2 separate regions of the Homo sapiens genome follow, and region 2 is linked to region 1. The links are chromatin contacts, found by Hi-C or POLR2A ChIA-PET in ENCODE. All regions are on one chromosome and are shown on one strand. Each heading gives the region's core, a stretch centred on a gene start or an enhancer-like site at or near the end of the contact. The rest is flanking DNA. Distances are from core to core; before and after follow the strand shown.

Evidence for each region. Hi-C counts contacts between places; a loop is a spot of excess contacts on that map. ChIA-PET counts read pairs that join two places held with the same protein, here RNA polymerase II (POLR2A). Pooled maps may share reads with other maps.
Region 2: a map of IMR-90 shows a loop between it and region 1 (1.9-fold over the local background). The contact joins two enhancer-like sites. A Hi-C loop is called at or near these places in 1 of 168 maps with a recorded cell type or tissue (IMR-90) and 2 of 50 pooled maps. POLR2A ChIA-PET finds 5 or more read pairs at or near these places in 2 of 52 experiments (BJ and PC-9).

The regions. Positions count from the first base shown.
Region 1 is chr6:100,226,760-100,231,355 of GRCh38, forward strand. No RefSeq gene overlaps it. Among named protein-coding and RNA genes, the nearest start is that of SIM1-AS1, 160 kb to the right of the region's middle. RefSeq lists a silencer at 2,409-2,498. Within about 2 kb of position 2,277, at least 11 of the 41 ENCODE cell types and tissues checked have a DNase peak (open chromatin) inside an H3K27ac peak, as active enhancers do.
Region 2 is chr6:100,443,984-100,448,579 of GRCh38, forward strand. SIM1 (SIM bHLH transcription factor 1) reads right to left here. Exons shown (of 12, transcript NM_005068.3): 7 at 4,496-4,596; 8 at 4,163-4,269; 9 at 3,285-3,432. It overlaps SIM1-AS1 (SIM1 antisense RNA 1), which reads left to right. Exons shown (of 3, transcript NR_187148.1): 3 at 1-813. Among named protein-coding and RNA genes, the nearest start is that of SIM1, 19 kb to the right of the region's middle. RefSeq lists enhancers at 2,129-2,811, 3,494-4,175, 4,176-4,596. Within about 2 kb of position 2,693, at least 2 of the 41 ENCODE cell types and tissues checked have a DNase peak (open chromatin) inside an H3K27ac peak, as active enhancers do.

The DNA.
Region 1 (4,596 bases), core at 1,027-3,526:
ATTTCCCAAACTGAAACTCTGTATAACTCCCCATTTCTCCCTCCCCCCAGCCCCTGGCACCACCATTCTACTTTCTATCTCTAAGAATTTGACTACTCTAGATATCTCATATAAGTAGAATCATACAATATTTGCCCTTTGGTGACTGGCTTATTATACCTGGCGTAAGGTCCTCAAGGTTCATCCATGTTGTAGCATGTGTCAGAATTTCCTTCCTTTTTAAGGCTGAATTCCTTCGTGTGAGTATATGACATTTTGTTTATTTACTCAACCAGCAATAGACAGATTGGGTTGCTTCCACTTTTGGCTATTGTGAATAATACTGCTAGGAACATCTGATCAAGCCCCTGCTTTCAATTTTTTTGGGTATATACCCAGAAGTGAAATTGCTGGATCGTGTGCTAATTCTACTTTTAAAATCTTGAGGATCTTCCACACTGTTTTCCACAGTAGCTGCACCATTTTACACTCCCACCAGCAGTGTAGAAGGTTCCCAATTTCTTTAAATCCTCTCCAACGCTTGTTACTTTTTTTTAAGTGACAACCATCCTAATGGGTATTTAATAAAGTTTTTTTATTAGAATCATTTTTCTTTCTTCTTGTAAGCCACATCACTCATGCATGCTTCAGCTAACCACGCAACCCTGCTTTTTCATCTTCATTAAACATCAGCCTTTCACAGGATAACACTTGAGCTGTCTATTGCAACCAAGTTATAATCCTGCCTACTGGAGCTTTCAAGAATGATACCACTTATGTTTGGGAATGATCCTCTGTGGATGAAAGTAGGCAAAACAACATACCCTTCATTTTCACACTGAAGAAGGTCAACAACAGGCTGTATAAGGTATGGATAAAGCCAAAGGACACTGTAATATTCTACAAAACAATTATCTGCAAACTGATGAGAAGTATCACATTAAATCTTCAGTATCAACTGTCATTAAATTTAACATGGAAATAGGTAAAATGAGACAGTTTAGAAATAAAATTGACTTTTTTTTAAAAAAAGAAACTATGGACTGGAAAGTGTATATACTTTAGATGATGTTCAGAGTGTAATAGATTCTAATGATCTATGTTTGTCAAGTCACTTAACGATTTTGTTTTTGTCCCAAGTGAAATAGTCACAAATCCCCAAATGAATTACTGAATGTGAACAAATTTCTTTTTTGCCTGTTATCATTCGCTTCCTCTTCTCAGTTCTTCCTGCACACCAGCATGTTACTAAATCAGGCACAGTGATAAGCAAGAAGCTTGCCCTCCATTGGTTTCTATCTTAAATAATTACAATCATTATCATCTAGAGCCATACAGCTGGTTCTTGTGGAGAAATGTTTATGATGCTATCTTCAAATTAATAACACTACAGAAGGAGAAGGGTAGAATAATGTCAGAGGCATTAATCAGTAACACTCCAATAAGTGGTTTATAGCATTATAGTCACCTGACTTGCATTTATGAGATGCGGGATATTCTTTTAACTGCTCTGTTTGAGGTTTTTGATGAACATAAGATTAATTAGAAGAGATTTTACTGCTGGTTCAAAGTATGTTGTTCCTCATCATGAATGTAATCATTGATGACTGAAATAACTCATTTTGTAGCAAAATCATATCATTTTGTAGCATGATATGATACACCATATCATATGGTGTAATGATTTAAAAAAGCATTATTTTATCATTACACCATATGCCACTGTAGTTGAGGCTTCGTCAGATTCCAAAGATACGTCATTTATCACAGAACTTCACCCTGAGGTAAACTGTGAGTTGAGATTCTATCAACAATAAACGTGATGACTTCATCGTTTCATTTAAAGAGAAGTAAGCTCTGTGACTGTATATTGCTAGCTTCCTGTACTTTATGCTTCTGTAGGCACAGAAAGTATTTTAAAACGTAGAATGGGGCTTTTCACACAAAGGAGTAACACAAAGGAATAGATCTGAAAGGACTGTCATCTGCGATCACTTCCTACCATCAGTTTTAAGTCAAATGGAAAAAGAGTTCTCATAAAAATGTCACTAGGTACTCTCAATGGCACTGAATTAGCTATTTGGGTACGGAAACGGATGTATTAAAGTATAAAAATTGAAACCCACCAAACGTGTATCAAGTAGGGGAAAATCTGCCTGCGCCCCTAGTGCCCAAAACACTTAACCCTGAAGTACCAGGTGTCCCCAACCGCGGGCAAACCCAATCTTGGTTCACTTTGGCGTCTCGGAACTGACAGGGCTCCGTCAGATCTTCCGTTTCCCTCCTGCGCGTCCGTGATATTGATTGACAGCCTCTCCCCTCCCACCCTCCCTGGCGGCCCAGCCAGGCAGGCTGTTTTGTCAGCTGCTCCGCCCAGGCCGGACGAGGCCGCAGCCTGCCAGCCGGCTCCGGCCTCCACACCGCGGGAGCACGCCCCGCCTCGGCCTCGCCGCCGCTCGGGCTGACACTCTGCCTCCGGGCCCGGGGAGACCTTTCCATCTGCAAATAACACTGGAGAATTCAGACTAATCGGTTCAGCTTCCCTGAGGCAAAGGGGAAAAAAAAATGTTTCTTCAAAGGAAAAGGATTAAGAGGGAAAGTGAGCAAAGGCTTGCCTGGTCTCCACTTAGGGAATCTGAAAGAGCACAATCAATTGAACAAATGCTTCACCTAATCATGGGGAAAGCAGGGTTGGAGAGGAGCTCTGTTTTGTGGGGTTTTGCTCTTGTAAGGTCACTTATGGAATCAGCTAATGGAAACAAGTTCTAAAGACTTAGACGGTGGAGAACATTTTCTTCACTCCACATTGTATTAGGTTGGTGCAAAAGTAATTGCTGTTTTTGCATTACTTTTTAAAAAATGGCAAAAACTGCAATTACTTTTGCACTAACCTGTCTTGTAATTTTTTGTTTTTCTCAAAAGGGTACTTTACTAGCCACAGTTCTTCATCCTGCACGCGCACACACACACACACACACACACACACACATCTATTGTTTATTCTGCTATTGAAGCAGTTACATAACAGGTTACCTGCAAAATGGGAGCTGGAAAAACATACATAGTTTTAATAAAGATCAAGCGACATTAGAGTCTATCATGGAAGAGCTCGATATATCCAAACTGGGAAACTATGAATCAAAATTTCATTAGAGAAATATTAGTGACTATTCTGACTTTTTTTTGTTTTTCCCTTTTTGATATTAGCCAGCTCTTCCTAAAAGTCTCTAGGCTGTTTCATCTGGAGTTCCCAAGCCCTCTTTCTCATTCATGATATCTACTTGGAAATTAGGTGTCTCAGTACAGCTGCTTGCTAATTGTAATTTAATTTGAATCTCACTTAAGAAAGCATTTTCTTTGGAGGGGGAGAAATCTTCAAGGAAAAAAATACTTTCAGGTCTTGATTTGTATAACTAACCCTTGCACTTGGTAGGTCATTAGATCTCACTAGTTTGTAATGCAATCAGAGTCAGCATTCTGCTCTTAAGGGCTACTCGGTAATTTGCTTGTTAATATATTAGCACACAGCATTGATCAAATGGCTAATCCAATCACACGCTTGTAATCGATCTCTTATTGATTACCTAGTCTGGTGATCACTTTTGTTGGGTTCAGTCAATAGTAAATGCCAAGTAGCCTTTCACACACCTAATTAGCTTATGAAATAAACCAAACATTTTGCTTGGCCCTGAAGGCAAAGATCAATGGAAAGCTTTGGGGCTGAATTCAGATGATTTTTTCATCAACTTTTCTTCCTCTCTTCTGCAGCCACTCAAGTTCACATTAACACTCTCCCTCTGGTTTGAAGACATCTGAAAAGCAGCTGCCATGGTGGAGACGCTGAAGCAGCTGTAAGCCATAAATCACAAGGGTGAGGGATTCTGGGTTGCACATTGGCATGTGGTCTGTCAGGCCAGAAAAATAGAGACATAAAAGAGCCAAAGGTCAGAGGTATGTAGAGTTTAGAAGCCTGAACTTGTGCTATATTTTATGCAAGGAAACCTTGGCATTGGTGGGTCTTTCCAAATACACTTTAACTTTACCGTGCTGACATGGTACTTGATTAGATCTTTACTTCTCTGAATGAGCTGACTGTAGCTTCCTGCTACTCATCTTGCTACTGTTAATTTGATCGTGTATCTTCTTGCCTTCATCCAGAGGACCAGTCCCTCCAAGGGTAATTGGGTTAAATAACAACTTTCCAGTTGCATCCAAGATTGTTAAAGTTTGAAATGAAAGCAGTATTGGAGATGGTTTGGCTGATGCTTATCACATGACTTTAAGGAAGAACCTACTCTTATGGACCCAACCCCATTCCTCACTTTCCCTATAGAATAGACCTCATCATAGAAACATTTGCCTAGGGCCTGAGTAATCACAGACCTGCCTGGTGATTCAAAGCAGGAAAGTGAGTAGGATAGCTTTCCTGGAAATTACTGACAGCTACACAGTTAATTTCCCGGAGCAATATATGGTAATGACTCTCAATGATGGGATGTTCCAAGTTCCAAAACACAACACCAGGCTGGTGGAGTGTAACCAAGTCTCTGTTGGCAAAGAAAAGTGTAGAACTGAAGCATGATCTAAAATCAATCCCAGAATTTTCCTGTCTGAATT
Region 2 (4,596 bases), core at 1,443-3,942, 220 kb after region 1:
AGTGGGTTATCTTTAAAAGTGGCAGAATATTTCTTATTTTAAAAATACATGTAGTCTGAAAACATAAATAGAACCAAGACTCTTAATTTTCTTAGAAATTGTTTTTCATAGTTTATTAGGTGTTCTACATTTTCTTTACATTAAAAACTAAAGCTTTCCATCTGAACTGGCTATGAATAATTAATAATACTAATTAAACTCAAGAAAATATGAATTCAAGAAAACTCACGTAGGTCTTTACACAGTATACTCCATATATTCTGGACTTTCCCCGACATCCTTGTTACTAGACACTAGTTCCATTCACCTACCCTCTTGAAAATAACCAGAGATCAAGGCCTGTCATACTTAACACTTATTTCAAAGCCTGAGGATACTCATAACTTATAAGAAAAATCTTTTTTAAATGTGTAAAGCTAACAGGGTATGTGTGTCTTGCAGAAAATTATGAACTGATCAGTGTTTTGTTTTGTTTTCTTTTGTTTTGGAGCAAGGGTTTAATGAAGAGCTATAGAAGCTTCACTGAACCTCGGAGACCCAGAAAAACTAAGGGAATTTTCGGAATTTACTCATAGTATCTTCTCACTCTCCTCTCCAGATTTTCAGAACATATGGTGGGCATACAGAAGTCAGTAAAAAGCATCAAGGCGTATACCACCTGCCTCTAAAATCATCCAGTTTTCCTATATGCCCTGTTGCAACTGCTTATTAAAACAAGGTTGCTAAATAATTCATTGTTGCTTTTGTTAGATAATAATAACTTATTTTTTAGGCATATTTTAACTTCAGCAATAAATCAGGAAATTAGAAAATCAACGAGCTTATGAATGTTGCCTCCACCAAAACATCACAACCTCATTTGACCAAGGCTTATTTTAAAACCTCTACTTTCATGACATGAAAATCCCTTTAAAATGTATGCTATTGAAACGTTTAAATTTGAAAAACATCTGGCATGTCAAACTATTTGGGAGCTTGTGGTTTTAAGTACTTTGTTTGAGGTGGTGTATTTAGAAAGAATTCACTTGTCATTCTCAGGCTTCATAGGGAAGTAGCCCTAAAAAACAAATGTATGTGGTAGTTCACTACAACCATGGAGAATCAATAGCCATCTATTTAATTTGCTAAGACAATGTAAATTAGTAACTTCCAGCCAGATGTGTGATATGCACATCAAACAAACTGCAACCTGTTCATTATGAAAATCCTGTCAACACACACTGAGCCACTTGATGACATTTCGTCTAAAGCAATTTCCACATTTGCAGCTATAAAAATTGTCCTAAGAATTTTTCTACAAGAAATTGAAGCTGAGACTCATAAAAGGGTAATCAATTTCAGCTTTTCATCTTGTGTGCTGTGTATATATGCTTCTGTGTGTTTATTTCCATTTTCATTCAGAGGTATAAAATGTTTTAACAATGTGCACCATGCTCTTTTTCCTTCTATTAATCATGTATTTATCCTCATTACATCTTTTTAAATGTGATGTAAAGTTGATCATCTAATTATACAGTTCTGAAGGAGTATGTAAAGTCAGGAATGACAGAATCAACAGAAGAAGAAATGTACACTTATCTACTGGAAAACAAAACAGAATATTTCAAAATGACTCCAAACATAAATTAAGTTTACCCATTGGGAGGTCTAACTTGCATTTGGATCATTTATATGGGTCTGTGTGACTATATACCCTGCTGTTTGATAAAAAATGATTACTAACCACAGGCACCCACCAGAGAACAGAGTGTATGTGTAATGCTTGTGATGTCTCAGACATACAAAGCACCTTCTTAAAGAATGTCCGTTTCCTTTCCATGGTAAGCGGACATAATTTTTCACCCTTTAATACTACTGTTTCACGGAGGGGGCTATTTTATGTATTATGCTTTGCCATTCTCTCTTGCATTTATTTTAATAATATGAAGAACTGTATTCATGAAATTGATAGTTTTGTTTCATGAAACCCAAAATGTTGGTGAATTTTGTTTTGTATTAAAATACACAGCCTTCTTGATATTACAAGAATTATATAATATTAACACCGTTTACTAAGATAAAAAAATTAAAAGATTATTCCTAATTGCCAGCTACTATTCTTGAATGTTGAATCCTCATCTAAGCCAAATTCATTTTCTAAGTCTATTGAATTAAATTTTTTTATTAAACAAGACACAGAACAAATAGTCTCACTGCCAAGCATAATATTTCCAACTACTACATTTTTAATTTGGCAATTTAAAACAACGTGAAACGAATCTAGTCCTTATCACCTATAGTATAGTCTGATTCCAAATAGCACCCCTTCACCAACTTCCTAATGTCTAAATAGCATTCTACTAAGTGCCTGGTGTGTCAACACTTCCAGCTTCCAAAGTAAACAACCCATGAGATCCCCTAAAATCACAAGAATTTCAACCTCTACCAAAAAAAGCGTGGGGAGAGCGCAACAGCACACACAAGAGTTCTTCATAAAGGCTTCAACCCTAAGCAATTCAACTTCCACAAACATTGTACAGAACACGCTTTCTTCACCAGCCGCACACCAGGCCACGTGATGAGCCTGCAGGGCCACACTGGCAACCAGAAACGATTATTGTTTCTAGAAAGAATAAGGCTCAAATGCAGGCCTCTGCAGCCTCCCTGTCATTCGCGCCCGCAGGTGGCACCCAGAGCTCCGCTCCTCACTCAGTGAAGCAATTACGCCCCGCGCGGGGCCTGGGCGCCGGCCAAGACTTGCAGCGTTCTCTTGGGTCCCTTAGCTTTCTACGAGTTAAAGTCAGATCCTCCTGGTCACTTAAGCCCCCTTTGTGGTTCAGGGGGGAAGCCACTCTCTCAGAACTCTTAACTTTGATTGGAGACTCTGGTTAAAATTAAGAACTTCAAACCCCAGATTTGAAAAAATGAAACAGATGTCCTGTTTGTTAACCATAAATGCCTCCGTACTTAGATCCTTTCCTCTCTCTCTCTTTCTTTCTGCCGCATTAAGTTTTATTTAATGCAGAGTTCGCTTAAAAGGTTAAGAGAGAAAAAGAAAGAGAAGAAAGCAAATATGGACTGTGATGGAAAAACTCCTAAATCTTTCTCTAGAATATAACGAAGAAAACCTCTTCAAAAAGATGAAAGTGTTCGATCTGCCTCCTCTTGGCGCAGCCAGCACTCGAGGGTCAAAATGGCATTCCCCGTGGCCCGAGCCTTGTCTAACCCGGCCGTGCCGCCACCCGCACTCTCGCAGAGAGCAGGGTCGCCTGGGGTGGGTGAAGGGGTCTCAGTCTTGCACTCACGTGAGGACATAGTTGACGCTGACGATACAGTGTGGCCTGGAGGAGCGACTGTTGTGCACGATGGTCGCGTAGCTCTGCACCCATACCCAGCCGCCGTGTTTCGCCAGGAACCTGTAGTACTTGGTGGTCACCTGTCCCTTCACCAGCACTGACGGAGAGACAGGAGGCAGATGGTGGTGAACCAGCCTGCCTGGGACTGGCCCCAAATGCAATCCCTGGTGGTAAGAATTGAGGGCTCCCTGTGGGCCCTAATAACTGCACCAGGCAGGAGAGAGAGAGAGACGACAGGCAAATTCCCAAAGGAACTGATTGTCCCGTGGTATTGCATCGAGCCCTCCGGTCACCCTTCTAGGGATGATACAGGGGTGGCCAGATGTCTTCACCATTAGCAAAGGGAGGAACACTTAGAGTTTGGAGGTTTCCTCCAGATTCGCTTTTCTAACTACGGAAGTAAGGCTCTGGGCAGCTGAGCTCCGGCGCTCACGATCCCTGCCCGGGAGATTACGCTCAAAGCAAAGCTGTATCAAAAGCCAGGCGAGTCAACGCAAGTGAGCGCCAGCCTTGGTTTTTGTTCATCTTTAGTGTGGTTCACAGATGTGAAAAAATACCAATAGGAGAGTAATATACCTTCGCCGGGGGCGGGGGACGTATTTCGCCCAGAAATGCTTCTTCCGCCTATATTAGCGGCCCGCGGATGTTAGAGAATTTAGGTGGGCCCAGTGTCGGAGAAGTCCCTCAGGAGGCCTCACACACCACCACCACCCGGCTCCCTGGGCTCCCACCTGTCCTCTTGCGAGGGATTTAAATCGTGGCTCCCCCACCCCCTAACCAGCGGATGCGCCAAGGTTGCTAGGGTACGGGGCAGGGTGGCGCCTTACGCAAATGGTGCGCGCAGCGCAGGTGGAAGGTGTCGCAGCCGTGCACATGGTGGTACAGAGTCTTCTCAATCAGGTCCTGAGGTTCGTACCCCGTCAGCTCCGCCACCCTGAGGAGAGCAATCCCTGCAGGATGAATGCAGGCGCGGGTGCAGGGATGCCCTCCCCACACACCCTCGACAGCCGTCTGACACCTAGCTGTCCGCCCTCACTTTCCAGGGCCGATTCAGTCGCCTCATGTGCAAAATGGGCTCATAGGATAGACGGAAATCTCTCAGTCACTAAGCAGGGCCGCCCTCAGGCTAGGAGAGGCCCTTTCCGGCCCTGCCCACCCACCTGGAGTCCAGAAAGATGAGCTTCATGTCCAGGCTGGCGCGGAACATAAACATATTGCTGTGTAGCTTGATCTCCGTGACGGCGCTGGGAGGCAGCGAGTG